3 separate regions of the Homo sapiens genome follow, and all the other regions are linked to region 1. Evidence: chromatin contacts called from ENCODE Hi-C or POLR2A ChIA-PET data. All regions are on one chromosome and are shown on one strand. Each heading gives the region's core, a stretch centred on a gene start or an enhancer-like site at or near the end of the contact. The rest is flanking DNA. Distances are from core to core; before and after follow the strand shown.

Region 1 (4,756 bases), core at 1,079-3,578:
AAAAATTACTAGACATGCAAAGAAGTAGGAAAATCTGATTCAAACCAGGAGAAAAGTTAGTCAATAGAAACAGAATCAGAAATAACAGAGATAATGGAATTACCAAGTGAAGGTGTGTGGGAAGGCAATAGAATTCCAAGCCAAGAGAGTATTGAAATACACAAGCCTTCTGGAGTATGTCCAGTTTCTTTTGGTTGCACTGGTGAGAACAGGTTGCACAGGACAGGCACCCACTACCATCAGATGGGCTGGGTGACATGGGACAAAGGTAGAAGTAGGCTCTTCTGGAGAAACTTGGAAGACTAATGTAGGTCCCGTTAACTGACAAACAGAATGGCTGCCTTCCTCCCACTAAGGTGGTTCAAAGTCCCTGGGACAAGCCAGAATTTGAGTGTTTCTGTCCTAATCATAGTTTTCTCATTTATTTCTAAGATGAACTTGAATTAAATACTTGCATTTCTAAAGAAAGGAAAGGGAGCTGAGCTTTAACGAGCACTCACTATGCACCAGCAACTATACCCAAGCACCCTCAAATTCATTACTTAATCCTTAGACCAGTTCTGAAAGACAGGTACATATCTCTTTAGAAATGGAAACTGGACAACAAATTAAGGAACTTGCTTGTGTCAGTCAAGTAAAGTCAATTTGAACTGAAATCTGTGAAATTCAATGAATCAAACTGTGGTGAACATTTTGAAGTCCTCTTGTGTAGTGCCACCTTTGCAGTCAACATACTTGGGTTTAATTTTCAGCTTAGCCATTAGCTAGCTGTTTGCCTTTCAAAAGTTCCCAACCTCTTCAAGACTCAGTTTCTACATCTGTTGAGTGGGAGAACAAATCATACTTTGTACAGTCATGGGGAAGATTAAGTGAGAAGATTAAGAATGTAAAGAGCCATAGAAGCAAGTATATACCAGGTGTTCAACAAATATCTGCCCACTTGGTCCTCCTCTTCCTCCTCCTCCATTCATTAAATATCTGATTCTGACCATATATAACTGCAGGAGGATGAAAACCAAAGCCATAACCATAACCAAATCAAATAGAAAACTTTTTCTGCAAAAGTATGTCAGTGGTTCTCAAAATCAGATCCCTGGACCAAGAGCATTAGCATCACCCAGAATTTGTTAAAAATGTACATTTTATTACCTCACCCCAGACCCACTAAACCAGAAATTCTGAGAGTGGGACCCAGCAATCTATGTTTTAAGAAAGTTTGGCACCATTGATACACACCAATGTTTCCGAACCACTTGTATGATAGTTCTTTCATTGCATCAATTTAATTCATATATTACATAGACTGTGGCTAGGTCTAAACAATCAATCTAACAATTGCTCATTCTCTTTTGTTTTATAGAGTGCCTTCAGATTAACTTATTCTGATTAAATCTCTCTCCAGGAAAGAGTAAACCAAGTAAAATGGTGTTACATTAAAAACGTTACAGAAAAAAGACTAGCTAAGCTATTTATGTGATACAGAAAGATAAATGTAGAGAAGTTCTTCTTGAGAAAACTATTTTAATGGCCAAGTAGAGAGAGTGAAGCCTAAATTGGAAGCATTATCCCTAATCCCAATAGCAGGTTAGCACAAGTGACCCTTCAAAAATCCAACCATTTTCACAATAAATACTTTTTTCTTTTAATTTAGCTGTTTCTATTCCAATCCCTTTAACTAAAGTTTAATTACTAATTCAGCTGTCCTGTATTCCTGACCTGAAATTTTTGGAAACTATAAGGCAATTTTGATTTAGAAACCAGGCACTTGTCATTAGGTGCAAACGTTTACGTGCTGAAGACCTCAAACTATTGAAAGTTACAAAACAAGAACTGGGTGTGGGTTGGGCAGCTGAAACCAATTATGCAGATTTGGCATCTAAAGAAAATGGTACATCTGAATACTTAGAATGAGTCCCAATTATATTCCAGTTGTTTTCATTTTTTCCAATTGCTGCAACACTCCTCCACATCCCTCTCCCAGGGCGGTACTCCTCCATCCTTGCTTGCAGATGATTTCAATTGTTTTCCATTTTTTTAATCTTCTCTTTTATCTCAGATGCTTTTCCTTCCTTCCTCATTTCATCATTTTTTTAACAAGACAGTCATGCATCTGATGATTCTACAGATGCAGGGATTTTTCTTCCTGTCCTTGAAGTGACAGCTTGTCTTTCCCCTCAAGTGTCTTTGTCGCAATGCCTGATAAACTGTTTATTTTTCCTAACGGCTTTCCTTTTTAGCCTGAAAAACAAACATTAACCAAAAACCTCCTTGTTTCACTAAATTGTCACTTTCAATGCAATCCCTGGTGCTGGAGCGCCGCCTGCTGAGTAAATGAGAATTAGCAGGTCATAGTGCCTTTGGTTTAGCAGCAGAAAAAATAATGGGCCATTTTATCATCAACAGATTCTTCAGAAATGACTGACTGGTGTAACATTCTGGATATTGTTCCTTCCCCAACAATGCTGCTGAAGTCATTGTACATTATTTATAAGAACCCAAAGTATTTTTAAAACTGCTTATTTTAGGCTGGGCGCGGTGGCTCACGCCTATAATCCCAGCACTTTGGGAGGCCGAGGCGGGCGGATCATGAGGTCAGGAGATCGAGACCATCCTGGCTAACACGGTGAAACCCCGTCTCTACTAAAAATACAAAAATATTAGCCGGGCGTGGTGGCGGGCGCCTGTAGTCCCAGCTACTCGGGAGGCTGAGGCAGGAGAATGGCGTGAACCCGGGAGGCAGATTTTGCAGTGAGTGGAGATCAGGCCACTGCACTCCAGCCTGGGTGACAGAGCGAGACTCCATCTCAAAAAAAAAAAAAAAAACCTGCATACTTTAGCACCATCTACTAAAAACTCAGCAAAATGTCCTCCATAGAATAGGTGCTCAATAAAAACTTGTAGATAGCAGTTTATTAATATCATGTGAAAACATTTATCAAACTGTATTTCAGTTGTCTACTTCTCTTTCTCCCTAAAAAACCGTAGGGCTCCTTGAGGGGGAAAAAAACATACACGTTTTTTTAAAAAACCTATATATTGGCCGAGTGTGGTGGCTGACACCTGTAATCTCAGTACTTTGGGAGGCCAAGGCGGGCAGATCACTTGAGGTCAGGAGTTTGAAACCAGCCTGGCCAATATGGTGAAATCCCATCTCTACTAAAAATACAAAAATTAGCCGGGCGTTCTTGCAGGCGCCTGTAATCCCAGCTACTCAGGAGGCTGAAGCAGGAGAATCGCTTGAACCTGGGAGGCAGAGGTTGCAGTGAGCCAAGATTGCACCATAGAACCCCAGCCTGGGCTACAGAGAGAGACTCAGTCTTTAAAACAAAACAAAACAACAACAACAAAAAAGATATATTTCACTGTAGGTATTCAAAATACATTTGAAGAATACTGATTAAATAATTCTAAATATTTAATAGTCATCATCTCTAGCGCCCATTATGTGCTAAGAACTGTTCTAGCTATTCAACAAACATTTTCTCTAATCCTTAAAACCTGCCCGACAATTTTTGGAAAAAGCTCATCAGCTGTAACTTGACGTCCCAGCTGAACGCAAAACCCTCATTTCCAGGGCTTCTCTGTTACTCTGACACATTCTTTGCACCTGGTTTTTCAGAAGCTTACATTTTATTTTTTTTTTGTTTTTGTTTTTTGTTTTTGTTTGTTTGGTTGGTTTTTTTGTTTGTTTGTTTTTTTGAGACACAGTCTCACTCTGTTGCACAGGCTGGAGTGCAGTGACGCGATCTCGGCTCATTGCAAGCTCCACATCCTGGGTTCACAACATTCTCCTTCCTCAGCCTCCCAAGTAGCTGGGACTACAGGTGCCCGCCACCATGCTTGGGTAATTTTCTTGTATTTTTAGTAGAGAAGGGTTTCACCATGTTGTCCAGGCTGGTCTCGAACTCCTAACCTCAGGTTATCTGCCCACCTCGGCCTCCTAAAGTTCTGGGATTACAGGCCTGAGCCAGCGCATCCAGCCCGGAAACTTACATTTTCAACAGTAGCTTGAGACATTTTCCTGTCAGTGGTCCTTACACAAGGTGAGAAATCATGCACTGACAAAAATTACAAACCCAGGTGTAGTAGATGAAAGAAATGGCCGCCAATTCTTTCCCTCCTTGTACCTACACCCTAGTAATGTGACACTGTAACTCCTTCCATCAAGGAGTAAAGTGTTTTTCTCCCCTTCTTGAATCTGGACTGGCCTTGAGATTTTCTTGGGCCTATACCTCAAAAAACCTTGCATGCGTCTGTTCTCATGCATGGAACCCTGAGCTGCCATGAGAATGAGCTAGCATGGGAAAGAGTGAGTGATCACATGGAGAAAGACTGGCCATCTCAGCCGAACCCATGGTCAGTCAACCCAGCCAAACTATCAGCTGACTAGAGACACATGAGCAAGTGCATCCAAGACCATCCAAACTCAACCTGGACCAGAAGCTCTTCCCAGCTTATCCCAGCCCAAATTAAAGAACAACCTTCAGAATCGTTAGCTAAATAAATAGCTATAATGCCATATAAACCAGAAACATCACCTATTATATATTATAGCCTTAAACGGTTAACTTGAATCTAATCAAGACTCAGATCTAACTTCCAGTTCACAGGAAATGTAAGATAAAGGAACAAGCTAACTGATGTTTTGAGGTGAGGCAGGAATACATAAATACACACATAGACACACGCCACACACACACCAATTTACACTCTTACTTTAATGGGTTAAGTTAGCCAAAAGTAGTCTCAAAAAATT
Region 2 (4,801 bases), core at 196-2,695, 130 kb before region 1:
AAAATCATCGCCGGCAGAGCTGCCAAAACAACATGCAAAACCACTCCTAGAGTGCAGGGCCCTGTCGTCTTTGCCAGTCAACCTGAGTGATGCTCTCCTAAGGAAGCAGGAAGAACCTGTGGGAGTATCCCTGCATCTCTGCCTGTCAGGCCCTTGTTGAGTGTTCTCACAATGAAAGCATTTTGGCAGGTGTCTAAGAGATTATTTGCCCACGTGTTGAAACAAATCTCACCAGGATCCTACAAATCCCTCTTAAAGGAAAAGGCATCTGGCCTAGTTTTTAAACCATTGGTGATCCTTTGCAAATACTTATTCAGCTTTTATTTAAATTTGAACTAATCTTCAACAGTTGGTATTTAAACTAGAAATTTGGAAAAGAAAATTTCTACTTCATCTATAATCAGAATTGGTTTCAAAAGTGGGGCCTGCCCCAGTTTGCATACTTTGTGACACATTTTAAAAATAAATGGTTTGATCTGATTAGTAACTTCTTGTTGCTGTTCTATGCTAGTGGTTCTCAAGAGTGGGATCTGTGAACCAGCAACATAAGCATTACCTGGGAACTTGGGGGAAATGCAGAAACTCAGAGGTTGGGGTCAGCAATCTGTGTTTAACAATCAGAACCTAGACAAAAGCAAATCACAGTGCTTTTTAAAAAATGAGCGGAAGGAGAGAATTCATATGTATGGATTCCAGAATCAAATATGCAATGACTTTTATTCTGAAGAAAAAGCCAAGCAGTTTGAAATTAAATGGTAAAGTGACTAGGCTGAGCTAGTAAAAAACATAAAATGCCCAGTATTTTAGATGTAATTCAGTTGTATTACTTTTATATAATAACCTAAATTGGACTGGTTGAGTATTGCCAAGAGCGTTTCCCAAAAGGAATTTGTAACTGCTCTAATGAAGAGACAGATATTAGGTGTAACTCACATATTTGTTGTTTATGGAAACTTAGTCATATCCATGGTAAAAAAAAAAAAAAAAAAAAAAAAAAGAGTTATGTTTCCTTCTTCTCTTGGCATTGGATTCTGACAGATCCAGTTTCAAATCCTAGCCTCACCCATGAAACATTCATTTGACCACCCCCGCCCCCACCCAGCTTGTTACCCTCTCAGTGCCTGGATTTCCACATCTGTAAGTAATATGGAATTAGAATATTTACTTCATTGTACTGCTGTGAAGATTAAATGAGGTGATGCATGGAAATCTGGGCATGATGCCCAATTCATCAAACACACCCATTTACTAATAGCTTTCCAAACTCCTTTGATAATGGCATTTAATTAAATAGTCTCCCCTTCCAGAAAATAAAATTCTTATTTTGCCTATAAGCAAAGGTATTTTTTATTATTAACGTTGCCACATTCTCACAAATCTTAACTAACAGGGTAACCAAATGAGCTTAAAAGGAGATTGCAACACTGGCAGAAAGACCCAGTGTGTTGAGTAATCCTGTGTCTAAGGTGCTGAGAAGAACACAACCTTGGGAGTCAGGAGGTCTGAATTCTGCTCTCCCCTCTGCCTTCAAGTCCCTGGGTGACTTTAGATGAAGCTTATATCTCTGGGCCTCATGGGCAACATGTATCTCTGCCAACAACCCTCTAGCTTTGTGCCAAGAGGCTACAAGAGCAAACGTGCTTCAAAAACCAAAAGGAAGCCCAGTTGCCAGCTAAACAGTAGGGTAAGCTGTTACCTATTCAAGCTACAAGACAAAAAACCAAACAAACAAAAATGGAGAGTTTAACATAAACCCTGCTCTCAAGCAGTTATCAGTTGAAGTTATAATACAAACCCCCAAACTGAGGGGTTATTAGCACAGTTTCACACACGACTGTAATAGCAGTTGGAGAACTGTGTCTGTCATAAAAGCAATGCAAACTCCTGAGGTTAAAGTTGGTGAAGATTACAGTCAACTTTGAGTATGAAAAATGGTTGTCGAAAGTCTGCAGCCAAGTAGGGAAGGGAAAACCATGGGCTCAAAGAATGCAGGACAAATGTTAATCACAGAAGGTTATTCCTATTGCTTTTAAGATACTGTATGTTGTTCCTGACTGGCATTTTTGCATTTGTTCTTTGCTGACATGAACTGGTTCTTTTCAGCTGCCATGTGAAGACCAGATCATCCTCCTCAAAGGCTGCTGCATGGAGATCATGTCCCTTCGCGCTGCTGTGCGCTATGACCCAGAAAGTGAGACTTTAACCTTGAATGGGGAAATGGCAGTGACACGGGGCCAGCTGAAAAATGGGGGTCTTGGGGTGGTGTCAGACGCCATCTTTGACCTGGGCATGTCTCTGTCTTCTTTCAACCTGGATGACACTGAAGTAGCCCTCCTTCAGGCCGTCCTGCTGATGTCTTCAGGTGAGTACGCCTAGACTCGTTAGTGGGCATCCAAAGAGCTTTTGCTTGTCTAGCGCTAATTCCAATCACTTGAGTTTTCAGTCCCCCTTTAGCTTCAGAAACATAGCTCACTCTTCTTCAGTAAGAAATTGCAGGTTTGCCAGTGGACTGGGAACTTAAAGGGGGGGCGTCAGATGTCTGATGCTTTTTGCAGTGTCCCAGGATAGAAAGAAGCCAAAGGAGCCATCTTAAAGACTCTACGAAGTGATCCGCCTTTGGTGGATACTGTGCAGCCCTCTTCGTAGTCTTTGGCCAAACCTGCCTCCTTCTGGTTTGGGGTATGCCAGATATGGATGTGAGTGACCACACGATTGTGTGTTAAGTTCTGTGTGTGGAAACCGCGGATGCAGGCTAGAATTTGTTCATGGCTTAGCTACAACTGAAGTTTTAGTTATCTGTTGCTAAATAGCACACCGACCCAAAACTTAGTGGCTTAAACATCCAAGATGGCTGGAGTTCAGCTGGGACATCAAACACTGGTTCAGGCCTCCCTCTATGCGGCCTTTCCTCCGGCAGGGTAGACTTCTTACTTGGCTGTTGATTTCCAAGAGAAAGAGTCCCAAGCACACGAAAACAGAAGTTGCAGATCCCATGAGGCCCAGTCTCAAATCACACAGGATCCCTTCATCCACACTGGATTGGCCCAAACAAGTCTGAGTGCCAGCCAGGACTCAACGGTCCCCCTGTAGATGGGAGGATAGCACAGAATGGGCAGCCGTCTGTAAGCCACTACACATCAAACCCTTTCAGGGAAGATAATTTTAAATAGAAGTGGTTTCAGAGTCCTCTGCATTTTCAGGGCACCCAAGTGTAGATGTGCTTTGGCACTTGTCACTCTGCACTGTAACTACCTGCTTCACTTGTCCACGTAAGTCCCTGTGGACTTCTTTTTTTTGAGGACATAGATGTGTCTAACTGTACATCCAGCACCTAGGCCAGTGTGCAATAGAATTCAAGAAATGCTTATTGGATAAATGGCTGAATATGTGGATAAAATATCGGTCACAAGTACATCGAGAATTCTTTGTAGAGTTGCTGCTTCCTGGTTAACTCAGTAGGAAATTTTTTTTTTTTAACCTGAGACACGGTCTTGCTCTGTTGCCCAGGCTGGAGTGCAGTGGTGTAAAGACAGCTCATCGCAGGCTTGACCTGCTGGGCTTAGGAGATTCTCCTGCCTCAGCCTCTCCAAGCACACGCCACCACCCCTGGCTAATTTTTTATTGTTTTGTAGAGAGAAACAGGTCTCACTATGTTGCCCAGTCTGGTCTTGAACTCCTGGGCTCAAGTGATCTTCTCACCTCAGCCTCCTAAAGTGCTGGGATTATAGGCATGAGCCACCACGCCTGGCCTAGAATTCTTTTTTTAAAGCTAATCTAGAAATGTATTTACTATAGGAAATTTAGATATGGCAGACTTTTAAAAAAAGAAAGAAATAATTCTTTTTATTATGGAAAATTTCAAGGGTAAGCAGATAGAATAGCATAATGAACTCCCATGTACACTGTGGCACCCAGACTCCAGACCGGCCTCCTACACTCCCCACCACCTCCTAATGTTCACACCTTGGATAATCTCCTGTCCTTCAGTGTGTGCAGGACCTGTACCTTGCTTCTAGCCAAGAGAATATGGCAAATTTGATGTCACCCCTTGTGATTACATTACATAATCTAAGATTCCCTCTTGCTGGCAGACTTGCTCTAGGGACTCTCCGTGCCAGCTTCATGAAGTAAACCGCCATGTGGGGAAAGTTCCCATGACAGGAGCTATAGATGACCTCTAGGGCTGAGGGTGGTCTCCAGTGACAGCCAGCAAGAAATGGGGCCCACAGTCGTTCAGGAGAATTAGTCTCAAAGAAATAAAATTTATAGCTTATCCAAGGACTCCTTGTGTGACTTTGGGTGACCCCTAGCTTCTCTGGACTTCAGTGACCTTTAAAATGAAGAAATTAAGCTACATACACGGGAATTATATTTCTGGAGGGACTCATGGTAATTTTTTTAGCTGAGATTTTAGAGGTACAAAGACAGTTTTAAATAATGTTGAATCACACCACGAGAAAGCTGTTTCTCTGACGGTTTTCTTCCTGGTTATATCTCCTTCCAAATAAGGCAAGGAGAGAGATTCGGTGTGGTGCTAGTCTGCCTTTAACACCTCTCTTGACACTTACCTTCTTTTTTAACAAAGAGAGAGTGGATCTCAGGAGCAATGTTCAGCCAGAACCTTCAGCTCCAAAGTAACAAAGGCTTTTGCCATGCATCTATTTTTGTGGTTATCTTCTGATTTATGTCAAATGGATTTTTATTACTGAATAATAAGATGTTTCCTCTGTAGTGGGTCAGTTTAACAGATTATTAAGCAAATAATCTAAGTAAGGTAGATAAAAGGAAAAGTAGGTGGAGA
Region 3 (4,828 bases), core at 90-2,589, 170 kb after region 1:
GGGTTCTTCTGGCTTCTCCACTTACTAAGCTGCACATAACCTTAATGTTGATTTCATAATCTGTAAAATGGGATTACATGACCACCAACAGGAATGGTTTAAGTTTTAAATGAGTTTCTAATGTTCAAAGTCCTTAGAACAAAACTTGACCCACAGTTAAGACCGCAACAGAAGTTAGCTATCACCACCACCTCCAAGGGGGATCTAAATTCTACGATATACTGATTTGCTGATGTTTCAATGAGACCACTCATCTGGCTTGACACATTCCCTACTGTACACATGATACACAGAGAGCATTGACAAGGCCACTCTTAAACAGGGACAGTTTCCACATCCAGGTGAATCAAGAAGAGTAATAAGGTAAGGAAGAGAGAAAAAGCAGTGGCTGGATTCTCCACAGCTCCAAGCATCACACTGTTCTCTCATAAGGAGCTTCTACACAACCAAAACCCCAAACCTGCCCCCACCCCAATATTGAGTCACACTGCTCTTCCTTTGATGCTGTTGGTTCTATAAGCCTGAAGATTTTTATGCATTTTTGGATCCAACAGATGACTTCAGCTTGCCAAAAACAAACAAAAACAAAAACAAAAAAATGAACCCACTCCCGACTGGTATAACTCTTAAAATCCTTTATTATTTGTGATTTTTATTTTTGTGTGTGATGGGGGTAGGGCAAGAGATGAAGGCTGCTGACCTTTGTGAACCCTAAATCTATTTATAATACATATTGACTAAGACTCCCTCTATCCACTCCATGCTCTTGTCAGGGGATATTATAAAGGGCTCAGAATAAATTAAACACCATCCTGAAAGGCTACTTAACTAGAAGCAAGCATGGCCCAGAGATCAAGCACATGCATGTAAGAATTAGAGGAGCCTAAAGAACCAGGAAGTAGTTAAAAAGAAAAAAGGAAAAATAATATATGCATGATTTTTCCAAAGATATTTTCTTGACAAAGTATCTTTTAAATTATTCTAGAACCAAAATTCCAGGTGTAGCTAGCTAGGTAATAAGAAGGAGTGGAGGGAAGGGGGAGGAAGGGAAACATGTGGCATACCCATATCCTGACAATGCCAGGGTTTCTCTACAGAAATTCCGAAATAGCAGCAAACTCCTCAAGAACCCAGGCCAACAGAGCCAATCAATCCATGCTTATCAACTCACAAATTTGCTGAAGGCTTTCTCCTTTTATCTGCTTCTCTTTCAGACATCTCTTATTTATAGAAAGTAGTGAGCTAAGCCTGAGGGGAAAACCAAAGTCCCCATTTCTAACCGCTCTTCTAGACCCCTTTCCTTTCTCAGTTCCTCTTTCCTTTCTCCTTCTCTTATTAGCTCGACCTCAACCTTTTCCTTGGACTCCCTAAATCTGTAAACTTTCCCACTTCAGCACTTTTCCAGGAGAGGGGCAGGTATGGGGGCTCAGGCTACTGGTAAACCCCGTGCTTTGGGAGGTTGAGGCAGAAGGACTGCTTGAGACCAGGAGTTTGAGACTAGCCCAGGCAACACAGCAAGACCCCACCTCTCCAAAAAAATTTAGAAAACAGCTGGGTCTGGGTGTGGTGATTCACACCTGTAATCCCAGCACTTTGGGAGGCTGAGGCAGGAGGATCATCTGAGCTTAGGAGTTCCAGACCAGCCTGGGCAACATAGTGAGATCCTGTCTCTATTAAAAAAAAAAAAAAAGCTGGACTTTGTGGAGTGCACCTGTTGTCCCAGCTACTTAGGAGGCTGAGGTGGGAGGATCGCTTGACCCCAGGAGTTCAAGGCTGCAGTGAGCTATGATCACACCATTGCATTCCAGCCTAGGCAACAAAGCGAGGCCCTCTCTTTTTTTTTTTTTTTTGAGGCCCTGTCTCAAAATAATAATAATAATAATCCTCCATCTTATCAAAAATAAGAACTTATTTTCAAGAATCAAAGAAAAAAATAAAAAATACAAGACGGAGAAACTGCCCCTTCTGCAACTGCCACCCCCCTCTAGCTACAGCTTGTCAGAACCACTGGAGGGCTTTTATTTTTCACCCCAAATTTGCTAATCTCTCCTTCCATCCACCCTGTCCACTGAAAGTAAACCCCTGTTACTTATTGATGGACATTTTCCCTCTTCCTTAGGTGTGCTGGGACAGGCACAAGCCTGGAAATCACCAGACTAGAGTGTGAGACAAATCTGAGGAAAACACTGAAATCACATAAGGTTTAGATGAAATTGAACTATGATAAAAATTATAAACAAATTTACATCTTAGGTCATTAACGAACCTTTATATAATGTCTTGTTCAGTAGCTATGTAACGTTTATTTTATATTGAAAGCATCTATCACACTTTTGTATCTCCAGATGATCTAATTCAGTGCTATGCACACACAGACACCCATAAATGCTCAGTTTGTAATTTGAGTCAAATAAAATTTTTCAAGTCTTCTGTTCTGATGGTGACTCTAATGTTTTATTGCAAAAGTAACTTCTATCTATATGCATCAACTCCAACGCCTTTACCAGCAACTGCTTCGATTAGCACTGGTAAATATCCAAATAATGATCCCATTTTCTCATAGATTTAAATACCTAACTTTTTAATCACTAAGTATACTGTGTATCTTCTCAAAAATTAAACCTATATTTAAAATGTTATATTACATTTACATACAATATAGAAATTGATCTTTTTACACAATGGAAGATTAAAACACTGTATTTATGATTTCATTGCTTCAGCCTACATGTTTCTGTGATTGATGGTAACATCTAAATGAAGTAACTGGTAACATTTATACAACTACTACTAAATGCTGTATTTTAATTTGTTTCAGTAATCATTCATACTTTTTAGGCATCTTCTGGTGTTAGGTACAAGAAATAAAAATAATCATATTTTTTAAAAACTCGGTCTTGACAGAGAGACAAACACAAATGACCGTAACTCAATGTGATAAATGTTTTAAAGAGGTATGTATTTAAAGTGCCCTGGGACACAGATGAGAGCTGTGTGGAGTGAATCATTTTTATCAGAGCTTTGAAAAATAAAAAGCAAAGAAGCTGGGAGAGAGAACATCCTAGGGGGCATACTGAAAACAGCAAGTTACAGAGAGAGGAAATAAGATGGAAATATAAAAGCTGGGATCAGGTTGTAGGGGATCTGAATACTACATAAGATTTTGGGCACTTAATTCTAAGGGCAGTTAGGACCTTAGATTTTTAAACAAAAGAATATAAGAATTAAATCTACACTGGAGAACAAGTAGAGGTAGATGGCAATTCCAATGAAAAATATTAGTGGCTATGTTATAAAATAAGCCTCTTTTTAAATTTAAATACAGCTCTGCATATGAGTAAAATTTAACATCAACAACTCAAAAGAAGGTCTATAATTCATAAAGCCACTATAAGAGGCAGTAGAGTATAATGGTTAGGCTTTGAAGGCCAGGGCCTAAATACCAGCTTCTCCACTTAAGAGCCTAGTGACCTTGGGCAAGGTACTTAAGCATTTTAAGGTTCTCTTTCCTCATTTATAAAATGAGAATAACAATCATATTGACATACTTAATAAAGTTAGCTGTTATTATTAAAGCTTTATCCTATTTTTAAAATCTCCACCGCACACAGTGTGAAGCAAAAAGAAACTAAGCTAAAATTTGTATAGTAAATCTAAAAAGCTGTCCAGAATATCATAAATCAGGCTTTCTACTGTTCCTTCATTATTCTGTATAAAGTGAATGAACACCCAGAATACTGGATATATTCATGCATTCATATCATTTTAGAATTACCAAAATTCACCCCAAAGCAAAATATAAAATACAGGATTTTTTTTTTGTATTTTGATTTTTTTTATTATTTGGTGGTTTTTCCCTTTGAGCAAATAGCCATGTTATGTCTGCATTGAAATTTTGTCCCTTTAAGAATTGTGAATAACTTTTTATAATGGATAAGTGAAAAAAAATGTCCTAAGGGCCCTTTTCTTAGCTGTTTATTAGTGGGGAGAGGGAGGAGTCATGAGAAACTGGTCCTTTAGCAAGACAAATGACCCTTCTGCAAGAAATCATGTAATTTCTTATCAGTGCAACCCAAAAACCTCCTGGCAACAGTTTAAGATATGCTAGAATTACATTTCATTTTATAAGTCATTTTTATAGCATATATATCAAAAAGGGATTTAGTACCTAAAGTTTAAAATACACGTGTAGGAATGATTACACTGCTACTCCAATCTCTTCATTAGCCTTATTACATGTGTTTAGACCTCCCCTTCAGAACAAATATTTCAGCTATCATAACAAAAAACTATGAAAAAATGACAACTCCACAAAAGTATCTACCAAATCAAGAAAATTGGAAAGCATTCTCCCTCCATAGTCATATCACAGATTTGGGGCTTCACACTGTAGAGATAAATCTTTTAGATATCACAGATAACCAAGTGAGGGCTGGGAGGAGTTCTGGCAAGCTGCCTCCCAGACTGCTGAGGTTCCCTGTTTCCAAGCTGCCCAACTCTCCTAGTTTCCCTGCTGTGTCATTTGCTGTTGTTGCTCTGAAGGAGGAGGAAGCCAAACTCTTGATGCTTCCCTACTGCCAGACTCAGGCTGTCTTCACTTCAGGTGAACAGCCAGGAACCAAGGCAAGCACACTACAAAGACAACTAAGAAGTTGTTTCTGTTAGCTTTAAATATTATGTATGCATTACAAACATTCACACTTCATCCAACCTTTACGTCAAGACCAGCTGAGTAATGCTATACTTCCTTTCACTGGTTGAGGCACCAATTTTTGGTAACATGTCTTCAGTTTTTGCAAAATGTCTAAATTTGTTAGATACACAGATA

What was found. A loop is a pair of places that touch in the nucleus more often than their neighbours do. ChIA-PET counts read pairs that join two places held with the same protein, here RNA polymerase II (POLR2A). Pooled maps may share reads with other maps.
Region 2: a map of MCF 10A shows a loop between it and region 1 (12-fold over the local background). The contact joins two enhancer-like sites. A Hi-C loop is called at or near these places in 3 of 168 maps with a recorded cell type or tissue (MCF 10A, OCI-LY7 and aorta) and 2 of 50 pooled maps. POLR2A ChIA-PET finds 5 or more read pairs at or near these places in 3 of 52 experiments (WTC11, activated B cell and activated CD4-positive, alpha-beta T cell).
Region 3: a map with no recorded cell type shows a loop between it and region 1 (3-fold over the local background). The contact joins two enhancer-like sites. A Hi-C loop is called at or near these places in 3 of 37 single-sample maps with no recorded cell type and 6 of 50 pooled maps. POLR2A ChIA-PET finds 5 or more read pairs at or near these places in 1 of 52 experiments (activated CD4-positive, alpha-beta T cell).

Annotation. Positions count from the first base shown.
Region 1 is chr3:23,996,688-24,001,443 of GRCh38, reverse strand. No RefSeq gene overlaps it. Among named protein-coding and RNA genes, the nearest start is that of NR1D2, 54 kb to the right of the region's middle. Within about 2 kb of position 2,328, at least 3 of the 41 ENCODE cell types and tissues checked have a DNase peak (open chromatin) inside an H3K27ac peak, as active enhancers do.
Region 2 is chr3:24,125,060-24,129,860 of GRCh38, reverse strand. THRB (thyroid hormone receptor beta) reads left to right here. Exons shown (of 11, transcript NM_001354712.2): 10 at 2,104-2,362. Among named protein-coding and RNA genes, the nearest start is that of THRB-AS2, 24 kb to the left of the region's middle. Within about 2 kb of position 1,445, at least 3 of the 41 ENCODE cell types and tissues checked have a DNase peak (open chromatin) inside an H3K27ac peak, as active enhancers do.
Region 3 is chr3:23,826,187-23,831,014 of GRCh38, reverse strand. The region is part of intron 3 of UBE2E1 (ubiquitin conjugating enzyme E2 E1); the gene reads right to left. Among named protein-coding and RNA genes, the nearest start is that of UBE2E1-AS1, 22 kb to the right of the region's middle. RefSeq lists enhancers at 47-256, 1,176-1,605. Within about 2 kb of position 1,339, at least 2 of the 41 ENCODE cell types and tissues checked have a DNase peak (open chromatin) inside an H3K27ac peak, as active enhancers do.